Linked DNA regions of Homo sapiens: all the other regions are linked to region 3. The links are chromatin contacts, found by Hi-C or POLR2A ChIA-PET in ENCODE. All regions are on one chromosome and are shown on one strand. Each heading gives the region's core, a stretch centred on a gene start or an enhancer-like site at or near the end of the contact. The rest is flanking DNA. Distances are from core to core; before and after follow the strand shown. Region 1 overlaps ST3GAL3 (ST3 beta-galactoside alpha-2,3-sialyltransferase 3). Region 2 holds the start of SLC2A1 (solute carrier family 2 member 1). Region 3 holds the start of HYI (hydroxypyruvate isomerase (putative)).

Region 1 (3,815 bases), core at 745-3,244, 380 kb after region 3:
CCTTCCAAGGCAAGGTAACCAACTGATTTCAGTCCAGCATTTTATTGGGTACTTGTATATTCTGTGCCATACATGCTTTGCTAAAATGATCATATTCTATGAGAGAAAGATATTTAAATGGACAATTACTCTTCAGTGTAATGGAGTGTAATGCTAGGCCTTAACTATGTCCTAGTCATCATTGTATCCTTAATCCCAGGCCAGTTAGTTAGCATGTACTGAGCACCAGCGAGGGGCCAGACACCGTACTCAGTGCCAGCCCTTCTTTCTCAGCATAACTCTTAACAAAAAAATTTTATAAAGTAAGTACTAGTATAATCCCACTTTTAAAGATGTGCAAATTAAGGGCACAAAACAATTTAAAAGACATGCCCCAAATCACACAGCTATTAAGAGAGCCAGGATAAAAATCCAAGCAGAGTGACTCTATTGTCTCTAAATATTTGTTGCCTGTGGAAATGAGAGGCAGAAAGGGGAAGGCGGTAGGAGAATGGGGGAACAAGTGAGCAAGTGAAGATGAAGGTCTGCCCTAGGTGGCGCAGGTCCACAGGGGGATGGGTTCTACCTGAGAAGGGAAGTATCATGGAAAGTTCGCAAGGGAAGTGGTGCTTAGAAAATAGGCATCCCTGGCCAAGGCGGGCTAAGGGAGCAGAGCTAAGGCCAGCCCTTCCAGTTTTGCGCTAGATCCTTTCCCCCTCCGCCTTCTCACAGGCATTCTCCCCCAACCTGGCCAACATGGTGAAACCTTGTCTCTACTAAAAATGCAAAAATTAGCCGGGCGCGGTGGCAGGCGCCTGTAACCTCAGCTTCTCGGGAGGCTGAGGCAGGAGAATCACTTGGACCTCGGAGGTGGAGGTTGCAGTGAGCCGAGATCATGCCACCACACTCCAGCCTGGGCAACAGAGTGAGACCCCGTCTCAGAAAACAAACACAACAAAAAGAAACATTCTCCCTACAACTGTCCTATCTCTACTGCATTGTGAGTTTTTCTTTTATTCTAACCAGCTTGTAAACTTGGGGAAATATTTCCTAACCTCAAAAAACACTTTACCCTGCTTCCCCGCTCCGGCTATTGCCCCATTTCTTTGTTCCTTTGTAGCAGAACTCCTAAAAATAGTCTGTGTTTCATGACTTCAGTTTGTCTCTTCCTGTTTTCTCTTAAACCCAGTGAAACGAGTTTCACCTCCACATTCCAGTGGAATGGCTGTTGTTGAGGTTGGTGGTGACCTCCCTGTTGCCGAATCCAGCATTTAGTCCTGTGGCCACACCTTACTGGACCTCCACAGTGTGTGACGCAGTTGGTCTCTGCGTCCTTCCTAAGACACTTCGTTGACCACAGCCTCACACTCTCCTGCTCTTTCAGCCTCCTGCAGTGCTACTCCTCATCTCCCAAATGCTGATCCTTCAGACACACGTCAGCCAGGGCACCCTCCCACTAGATATCATGTGGTGACTCTCCCTGTGGTTGGATCTGAACCCGAGCCAGGCGCTTATGGCAGCCACGCGTGTCACACAGCATGTGTGTCCCCTCCAAATGTGCTCCCTCACCACATCCTGATGCGATTCTTGGAATTACATGGTTTCCACTGCACATGGGGAAGTTGAAAATCAGATTTTCCATCACTTGCTTGTCAGTGTCCTCTGTGACAGTTTCTGATTCCAGATCTGATGCTTTTTCCATTTATGACCCATTGCTTGGCCTGATTCCTTAAACTCAGTCCTTCTGAGTGAAGCAGGAGAGTGGAAGCGTCTGGTTCCTTCTTTGGGGCTCCAGCCTGTCCATCTGGATTTCCTCTTGTGAGTGCAGTGGTAACACTCTTCACCCCAGGGGCTTGGTAGTCACGTTTGCAGGACAATGGGTGCTCTTACTGGGTTTAATGCTAAATCTCCCAAAATGAAAGGCCAGCTGCAGAGTAGGAGAAGAACAAGGGCTGAGTGATTTGATCAGACATCTGTGGGGGCCTGCTGGCATTTGGAGTGTGAGTGCCTTAGAGAGACTGACTATTCTGGCCCCAGGGAGTTGGCGACCGTTAATCTTGGTGGTTTTGACCGCTAACTGCCCCAGAGGTCCCAGCCTGCTGGATGACTCAGAATCCCCAACACTCCCCCTATTCTTCTCTCACTGGGATAGTCAGGAGGCCATTTCTAAGGCATTTTAATTTGGTAATAACTTGACATGACCCACTGTACCCAGAGTTGTACGTTTTAGGAGTTACTGTCGCTTTCTAAATGAGGGGTTGATTTGGAGCCCATCATCCTTGATATTGGACTGCCTTCCACTGCCATGGAGAGAGCAGTATCTCCTGCCTTGCCTGCTGGGCTCCAGCTCCCTCTCCATTGTAGATGACGTGATCCTGTGCCCCCTGGACTGTCCCACAGCCCTTATTCTTTAAGTACCTTGCCAAAAGTTGATGGGGTAAACTAGAGAGAAAAGAGGTGGCCAAAGGTCTGTCTGTTGTTCATTTATTTCTGCACTGCACTGTGTTAAGAAGGGCACCTGCTGTCCATCTTTCTGCTGTTTATGAAACTTTCTGGAATTCAGAAAGACCACAGGAACTCACAGCACAAGGCAGGCAAGCAGATGGTGGGGACTGGGGACAGGACATGAAGAGACTCAAAATGCCTTACTGCCGCAGACCAAAGCTGTGTGAGGCCTTCTGGACTGTCTTCTCCACCCCGTGTCTGACTGTGTTGACCACTCCTGTGCTGTCCTGTGCCTTCCTCCGTGACCGTGTTGGTGGCAGTGCCCTGTTAAGAGTTCCTCCACTGGTGTTAGAGACCTTGGGTTCTAATCCAGTGTCTACCACTTGTATGATCTTGGATTAGTCTCTTCATCTTTCTAGGCCTTGTGTGTAAATTAATTCATAGCACCAACTCACAGAGTTGTTGAGAGAGCTAACTGAAAACATCTAGAACGTTTTTGTCACTGTGCCTAGTCAAAAAGCTTCTAGTCAGTTCTGTAATTGCACTGAGGTTTATATTTCATTTCAAAAATACAGTTGTTTACATAAGAAAATATTGTTTTTCTCTTGTTAGACTTTTGGCTTTCTTTTGCCTACCAAATAAAGTCCCAACTCCTTGGCTTGTCACTCAGCCTTCAGATTTGCATTTCAGGCTTTGAATTTCCGTGGTGGGGGATGCTTGAAAATGTAGATTTCTAAAAGAAATTGTGCATTGATCAGATGAGTTTGTGTTCAATGAGCAGTTACTCTGTGTAAGGCTCTGGGCTAGGCCCGAGGGGTCTGTGGTGAATCAGACATGACACACACTAGGCAGTGGCATCATCATTTCTGGTACCACCACCCCACACCCACCCAGTCCAGACCCTGCAGAAGGCAGCCTGGAGGGTAGGCTTGCCACAGGGCCCCAGCACAGTAGAGCAGCTGGGCACCAGAGTTTTGGCAGCAGGCCCAAGGGTGGGGGTGGAGGAGGTGGGGACTCAGAACTGGCAGCCAGCCAGGGCTCACTCAGGTGCCCCAGCATGCAGGGCCTCCAGCCCCGGCAGTCACGGAGCCCATTCACTGACTATATCCTGTTCTTTGGCTGTGATCTTCTCTAGACTGCATAGTGCAGAGATTTTGGTGGCAGGGCAGTGACTCCAGACCCACATTGAACGCATAAGACGTTGAAACCCAAAGATGTGAGGTGGCATGATTATGGTCACACAGCAACAGGCCAGGATTAGAACACAAGTCTTCTGAAAAATATGTAGCAGTCTCAGCCTTGTGGGTTCCTTGAGATTGCCTTGTCTGCCGTGAGACTGTCAGGGTCATTTTGTTCCTTAAGAAAGTTTTAGGGGTCTTCTTTGTGCCCAT
Region 2 (3,867 bases), core at 493-2,992, 500 kb before region 3:
CAGATGGAAAAACTGAGGCCCAGAAGTTAAGTGGCCTGCAAGAGCCCTGAGATATTTGGACTTCCTTGCCACTAGCTAGAAGAGCTTCTCACTGAACTTTTGTTTAGTTATATCCCACCCTTACGGCTCACCTAAGATCCTGGGAGCCTTCCCCGGGAACTTCCCCGGGGTCTCACCTCAAGCGAGGGCCCAGGAAGGGTGAACCAAGTCGTCTGGATTTATGGATTCAACAGGTGTGGGGCGGAAGGCCTTTTCCTGCCGAGGGTGCGGCCCAGCGCCACCCCGCTCAGTCTCAGCGGGACACCTCCACAGCCAGTAGGAAGGGCAGTTCAAAATTCAGTGCTACCCCCGCGTCCCAGCTAAGAAAACAAGGGCCATCCAGGTGCCCTCCCAGCTGACGAGATGGAAAAATCAAAGTATAATAGATAAAGAGGGACCGTTTCAAAAGAAAAAGGGGACTTGAAAATATTGTAGACTAGGGGGAGGAAAGGAGGTGGAAAGAAACAATGCCCTACACACAGGAGGGGCTCCACAAACAATTTGTTGAAAAGAAATCGCTCTGCGGACGCTACAAAGATGCCCTGCAGGACAAGCCCACTTACACAGAAAAAAAGAAATCCTATCTAGGGAGTTGTTGGTCCCCAGAGTCCCCATCCCTCATTCCCCAACCCCGTGGCGTGCGCGCTTCCCGCTAGACTTCAGCCTGGGGCTCTTTCCTGGCCCCCAGATCCCCCGCCCCTCCGGTTGCGCTCCCCGCCTGGCCCCGAGGGTAAACCTGCCTCCGCGGAACACATCTCCGCGAGACTGGGCCAAAGCTTTGGGGCCTGCACTCCTCGCAAAGGAGAGCCTCCGAGACCGGAGGTTCATCTCAACCCCCGCGTTCGAGCCCGGGCCTGGAGAAAAGTGCCCTCCCCTCGGCCTCGGCCTCGTCACCGCGGGGGACTGGCGGGAGGAGTAGGGGAGGCCGGTGGGACACCTCGCACCAGGCCGCCCACCTACAGGGGCGTCCGGGCTAGGGGAGCAGACGGAGAGCGGGGGCGGCTCCTGACTCCTCCGCGCGCCGGGGCCGGGGCCGGGCCGGGGGCTCGGCCCGCTCAGCCAATGGGCGCCGCGCTCGGGCCCCCTCCCCCGCACCGGGAGGGGCCGAGGCTGGGCTGCTGCTGCCGAGGTCGTGTGCGACGTGCCGCTCCCGGGCCCTGTGTCCCCAGCCCCAGCAGGGCCGCGTGGACGGCGCGGCGCCCCCGGAAGGAGGCCATGTGCTCAGTGCCGGCGCCAACTACGCACGCGGCGCCCTCCGGCCCGCTAGATCCGAAGCCCATCCCCACTGCGGCCAGCGGCCCGGCGGGGCGCTGCGCTCGGGACCCGCACCGAGCCAGGCTCGGAGAGGCGCGCGGCCCGCCCCGGGCGCACAGCGCAGCGGGGCGGCGGGGGAGGCCCTGGCCGGCGTAAGGCGGGCAGGAGTCTGCGCCTTTGTTCCTGGCGGGAGGGCCCGCGGGCGCGCGACTCACCTTGCTGCTGGGCTCCATGGCAGCGCTGCGCTGGTGGCTCTGGCTGCGCCGGGTACGCGGGTGGCGACGGGCGTGCGAGCGGCGCTCTCCCGCTCAGGCTCGTGCTCCGGTCCGGGGACTCCCACTGCGACTCTGACTCCGACCCCCGTCGTTTGGTCTCCTGCTCCCTGGCGTGCTCACTCGGGGACCCGCGACTAGCGACCGGCACGCTCGCTGTTGCTACCTCTTGCCTCTTGCCAGAGAGCGCGCGGACCGTAGCGTTTATAGGACCCCGGCCATTGGCTGGCGACGCCGGTGTGTCAGGGGTGTGTGGGCAGGACCTCGGGGCGGGGCCTGGGGCCCAGCCTGTCCTGGGCGGCGCTCTGCGGGGAGGGGGTGAGGGGAGTGGCCGGGGCCGGGGCCCCCCCTAACCACTGCCTCGCTCAGGCTGCCGATCGGCTCGTTCTCTCTGCGTTGGGACCGCGGAGGGCATTCGCTGTGTGACTCAGGGCAAGTGTGCGCACCTCTCTGAGCCTCCGCGGCCTTCTCTAGCAAAATGGTGGAGCCGGTACCCGGCTGTAAGGCAAGCTGGGATGCGCGGAGTAGCGGGTGGAAAGCTGGACTGGAGTTCTCACTCGGCCGCTGGGTGACTTCGGTGCACTAGGGATAGTAACAGTACCACCTCGTAGGGTTGTAGAAAGACCAAGTGAGTTAATATTTGTAAAGTGTTTAGAACAGCGTCTACTGCATGGAAAGTAGTATTTATTTGTTAGAGAGACTCCAGGAGGTCTTGCCCAGGGATTGACTTCTCCCTTCCCTGTCTCCACCCCCCACATTCCCGTTTGTGAGCCAAGCCTTGCTTTTGCACCGGCCGGGCTCTCTTGCCTGGAAATGCATACCCATCTCAAACCTGGGCTTTAAAATCACCTCCTCTGGGACGCCTTCCTCTACTTCTCACAGTTCAGGTGAGTCTATGGTGACCTGTAAGTGTGGAAAATATGAAAGGCAGGCTAACTGACTGACATGATAGGACATTAAGGACATGATAGACCTCGGGTTTGAACCAGCTCAACTGTATACTGGCCCGGCCGCGATCCTGGGCGAGTTCCTGGCCAGTGAGGCTGTTTTCGTTTTTTTCTTTAATTTTTTTTTTTCTCAGACAGAGTCTCGCTCTGTCGCCCAGGCTGGAGTGCAGCGGCACGATCTCGGCTCACTGTAACCTCCGCCTCCCGGATTCAAGCAGTTCTCTGCCTCAGCCTCCCGAGTAGCTGGGATTACAGGCGCCCGCTATCACCCCTGGCTAATTATTTTTATTTTTAGTAGAGACGGGGTTTCACCATTTTGGCCAGGCTGGTCTTGAACTCTTGACCTCGTGATCCACCCACCTCGCCTCCCAAAGTACTGGGATTACAGGCGTGAGCCACTGAGCCCGGCCGAGGCTGTCTTCTTATGAGTAAATGGAATTCCCACACCAATCTCATTGCTATCAGGAGAGGTGCAATTTCCAGATAAGCTCATGAAGTGTTTAGCATGGAAGTTCTCATTTACTGGTTGGTGGTATTGTTGGTTTATTTATTTAGTCTGTTAGTAAATAAATAAATGCTGGTCTCAAACTCCTGGGCTCAAGTGATCCTCCCACCTTAGCCTCCGTAGTAGCTGGGAGTGCAGGCATGTGCCACTGCACTGGTAGTGGTATTGCTATCATCTGACTTCACCTTATTTCCTCTAGACCAGTGCCTTACTTGAGACACAGTGAAGGGAAGGACCCCCAGTCCAAAGGTCTGATCAAAGTCTTGAGGGTCCCTTTCCCGATGGAGGGAGTCATGGTGGGCTTACTGTCTGTCGGAAACCGGGAGGCTGAGCCGACCAGATGACCCCTGGAGTTCTCTGGCAATGTGTCCAGTTCTGGCTGAGGGGCACCTTGGTTGAGTATGGAGCCCTGAAACAGAAGGCAGGTGCATTCTGGGCACCCCCCTGCCCAAGGCTTCAATTCCTGTGGTCTCTCTATGCTCAGCCTGGAAAGCTTGGGCCACCTCTCTCCTCACCCCTGGACAGACCAAGTCCTGCTGACTCCGCTGTCTACACCACCTCATCCTCCTTCCCTCCCCTGCTGTCTGCAGGGCCTCCATCTCCTCTGGTCTTTTGTCCTCCAGTCCTGCACCCTGCCACTCTCCTGCTCATCTGTCTGAAATTGTCATGGAGGGAGTAAGGGCCAAGCCTGGCCATCACGGTCCTTCTTCATGGCACCAGTTTACACGCTCAGCCTCGCCCCTCACACCAGCAACTCACATCCACACATTTGCTCAGCTTGTCTCCTCTGCCTGGGAAGCCCTCCCCGACCTCACCATGCCAAAAAGCACCATGGGTCCTTCCTCCTCCG
Region 3 (3,073 bases), core at 353-2,852:
AGATGGACTGGAGGCCTTGCCTCCCTTGGCTCTCTCTGCACCTCTTCCAGGATTCCCTGACTGTGCCAGCCCTCGTCCGTCTCCCCAGGTCTCCAGTCCATGGCACCTGGGTCACGATGCCCAGGTATCCCAGCACTTTCAGAGACACTTCAGTGATGGCTGAGGGGCAAGCCCTTTCCCAGACATCTCAGTGTCCACCCACCGCCTCCTGCCTCCAGTACTTTCCAAAACCTTTCCTTCCCTCGGTCCTTCTCCGCAACCTGTAACCTGCTAAATTCTCACCTTTAAAAATTGTCCTGACCTTTGCTTGCCCTTCTCAGGTATTCCATGCTGCTGTCTCTACTTCCTCTCCTCGCATCTACTTAGCCTTTTCCCATCTGTTTTCTGCCCCCACCATTGACCAGTAGTGATCCCCTCTTGCCAGTTCCTTCTGAGCCTGTTTGGCCTCTGCAGGATTTGACATTTGAATCAGCCCCACTTTGAGCCGTCCACCTCCTCCCATCATCCCCTGATCTTAGCCACATCCAGCTCCAAGCAGACATTCCAGGCCTCCCCATCCCAACAGGCTACATACATGTCCAGCCTCAGGAACGCTGCCAAATACACCAGGCCTCCTCTTGCCACAGCACCCTTGCAAGGAACACTCAACTTCCTGCCCATCAAGCAATGCCCACTCCTTGAAGACAGTCCAAGCATCACTACCTGTAAGCAGCTTTCTCTGATCCAGACAGGGTTAGGTGCCTACCCTGCTCCCACAGCTTCCTGGAATAGGCCTGTCCTCAAATGCATCACTGTATATATTTACTCTCCTATCTGCCTAGGCAGACTGAGCTCCCAGCATGGGATCCCAGCATGGGGTGAGCATGAAAGAGTGGCAAACAGAGTGGCATAAGACAGATAAAATACAAAAGGCAATTTACAAAGGACCAGGACCGCAGAGGCAGAGATAAACCAGTGGGCTCAGACTTCTGAGCGTCTCAGATCTGGCGTCCTCGACTCCCTGAACCTGCATCAGGGTCATGGGTCACAGGGGTGGGGGTGGGGTGGAGCGGGGTACCTGGGACAGCCCAGGGCTTTGGCATACCGCACGGCCTGCTCCAGTCCCTCTCGGAAGGCCGCCTGTCTCCCGGGGACGGCCCCCAGCCCCATTTCCCCCTTCTCTTGGTCTCCTGCAGAGAGAACGGGCCTCAGCCCCCGGCTCGGACACTCCCCTGCCCGCGCCCCGGCACCCCCCAGCCCTCCCAGCCCTCCCGGCCCGCGACGCACCCGGGGGCGTGTTGATCAGTACAAGCCGCAGCCCCGCTTCTCGCGCGGCGCGCGCCAGCGCCTCAGGCGTCTCCGCGTACGGCCAGGCCACCTCGACGGCCTCGAAGCCCGAGCTGCCCGCGGCCCGCACCCGCGCGGGGAGGCCGGAGAGCTCGGGGAATAGCCAGGACAGATTGGCGGAGAAGCGCAGCGGCGCCATGCCTGGGGAGGCCGGGCCGGGCGGAGTCCGCGGGATCCAAAGGCGGCGGGCGGCGGGCGGCGGGCGGCGGGCGGGGGCGGGGCTCTCCTTGCTGGCCCTGCGAACGAACGAGCACTGTTCGTGGTTAGAAAAGCGAAGTGCTGTAAAAACCCGGGCCTTCACGAAAAGCGCCTACGGTTAGCGAGAGAGGGATCACGGGGAGAGGCGAAGGGGCGGAGCGAGGGCGGCCGGAAAAGGAGCAGGACCCGCGCCTGGAGAAGGTAGGGAGGCCGAGCTCCAGGGCCTGAGAGCCGGACGCGAAGCAAGAGAGAGCTGGCTGCCCGAGGGCCCGGTTGCAATGATGGGACGCGCACTTTAATACTGAGTCTTTCCTCTGATTATAAAAATGCTATCTGTTCGTTAAGCAACATTTGAAAGCTGTATGACCAAATAAAGAAGCACTTTTATACCGCCAGTTATCACACCACTAGCCTGTTGGCTTTCCCGTCCAAATTTTAAAATATGCAATTTTTTTCTTTGGAAATTCTGATCATTCGGTATATGCTGTTTTATAGCTCTTTTTCATGGAATATTATTTTGTGAGCATTTCCTCGTGTTTTCCAATAGCCTTCAAAGTCAGTGCCTTCGCTGCTCATTGTCGCACACCTAAGCAGCAAGTCATTATTGTACTTTGTGGTTGGATATCGTGTGTGTGCACGCGCGCTGCAAGCGCACTTTCAGGCACTTCTTAGTCCCTATCTCTGACTCTTTTCCGAGTCTTTTTCTAGAGATGTCCATCACAGTGTTTGCCCGTTCACGCCGCTAGTCTTTTGCAAGGGAAACCGCCCCATTGGAGCAGCTATGGGTGAGCTGTCCCTTTTTAGCCTTAGCCTCAGCTGATTGGACCAGGGAGGTCATCTGATCCCAGGGCAGCCAATCCATAGACTGGCCAAAAACCTCTTACTTGCGTCGTTTGGAAAGGTAATTTAACCAATCAAGAGTTCAAACAAGGAAATGCTGAGAGTCAACAGGTGGTGTTGCCAGAAGGTGACTGGGCTGTAGAAACGAAATAAGACAGTCCTATGGTAAAGAAAAGCTAGAGCGGAAAGGAGGGGAACCAAGTCCTGTGAATAGAGGTAGCACCCTGAGAAACCCATGTCATCCCAAGGGTGCCCAAACCCATAGCTGCCCCCAGGTCTGTGCACTTAAGGCTGGGATGCTTAGACTTTCCTGGGTTTCTGTCTCTGTATAGCCTCTTAATGTTTCTTGAGATAATTTGAATGATTTTACTTTCATCTACAATAACCCAACTGATTGGGCAGGTTCTTATGGGTAGAATTACATGGTCAAAAATAGGAACATATTTAAGTTGTTGATATCTTAAATTTCCTTTGAAAAATATAAATTTATATCCCAACAATTCATGAGTAAACGTCATCTTGATCTATCGTCTGTGCTAACTTTGACAGAGAAGCTTAAAGTGCAACATTAGGAACACCCAGCTCCCACTGATTGTTCTGTCAACACTCAACTCCATCTCAAATGAGGCCAGCTCAGACACCAGGGATCCAGCCTGATCCCGTGGTGAACCCAAATTCTTGGCAGGTTCTGTTTCTTCAGCTCTGCCTC

The links. A loop is a pair of places that touch in the nucleus more often than their neighbours do. ChIA-PET counts read pairs that join two places held with the same protein, here RNA polymerase II (POLR2A). Pooled maps may share reads with other maps.
Region 1: a loop to region 3 is called in a map with no recorded cell type, with 4 times the contacts of the local background. The contact joins the enhancer-like site here to the promoter of HYI in region 3. A Hi-C loop is called at or near these places in 1 of 37 single-sample maps with no recorded cell type and 1 of 50 pooled maps. POLR2A ChIA-PET finds 5 or more read pairs at or near these places in 2 of 52 experiments (CD8-positive, alpha-beta memory T cell and OCI-LY7).
Region 2: a loop to region 3 is called in a map of naive thymus-derived CD4-positive, alpha-beta T cell, with 6 times the contacts of the local background. The contact joins the promoter of SLC2A1 here to the promoter of HYI in region 3. A Hi-C loop is called at or near these places in 2 of 168 maps with a recorded cell type or tissue (ascending aorta and naive thymus-derived CD4-positive, alpha-beta T cell) and 8 of 50 pooled maps.

Annotation. Positions count from the first base shown.
Region 1 is chr1:43,833,242-43,837,056 of GRCh38, forward strand. All of the region lies in intron 4 of ST3GAL3 (ST3 beta-galactoside alpha-2,3-sialyltransferase 3), which reads left to right. Among named protein-coding and RNA genes, the nearest start is that of MIR6079, 3.5 kb to the right of the region's middle. RefSeq lists enhancers at 926-1,693, 1,694-2,461. Within about 2 kb of position 1,995, at least 19 of the 41 ENCODE cell types and tissues checked have a DNase peak (open chromatin) inside an H3K27ac peak, as active enhancers do; they include OCI-LY7, where a contact is called at or near this core.
Region 2 is chr1:42,957,126-42,960,992 of GRCh38, forward strand. It overlaps SLC2A1 (solute carrier family 2 member 1), which reads right to left and starts at 1,743. Exons shown (of 10, transcript NM_006516.4): 1 at 1,509-1,743. The coding sequence starts at 1,526. SLC2A1-DT (SLC2A1 divergent transcript) reads left to right here and starts at 1,924. Exons shown (of 4, transcript NR_033967.1): 1 at 1,924-2,452. RefSeq lists silencers at 864-1,503, 1,634-2,043, 1,916-2,099.
Region 3 is chr1:43,452,329-43,455,401 of GRCh38, forward strand. HYI (hydroxypyruvate isomerase (putative)) reads right to left here and starts at 1,603. Exons shown (of 8, transcript NM_001190880.3): 1 at 1,267-1,603; 2 at 1,058-1,169. The coding sequence starts at 1,465. SZT2 (SZT2 subunit of KICSTOR complex) reads left to right here. Exons shown (of 72, transcript NM_001365999.1): 72 at 1-1,919. It overlaps HYI-AS1 (HYI antisense RNA 1), which reads left to right and starts at 1,599. Exons shown (of 2, transcript NR_174945.1): 1 at 1,599-1,725. RefSeq lists an enhancer at 1-379 and silencers at 1,170-1,229, 1,340-1,639.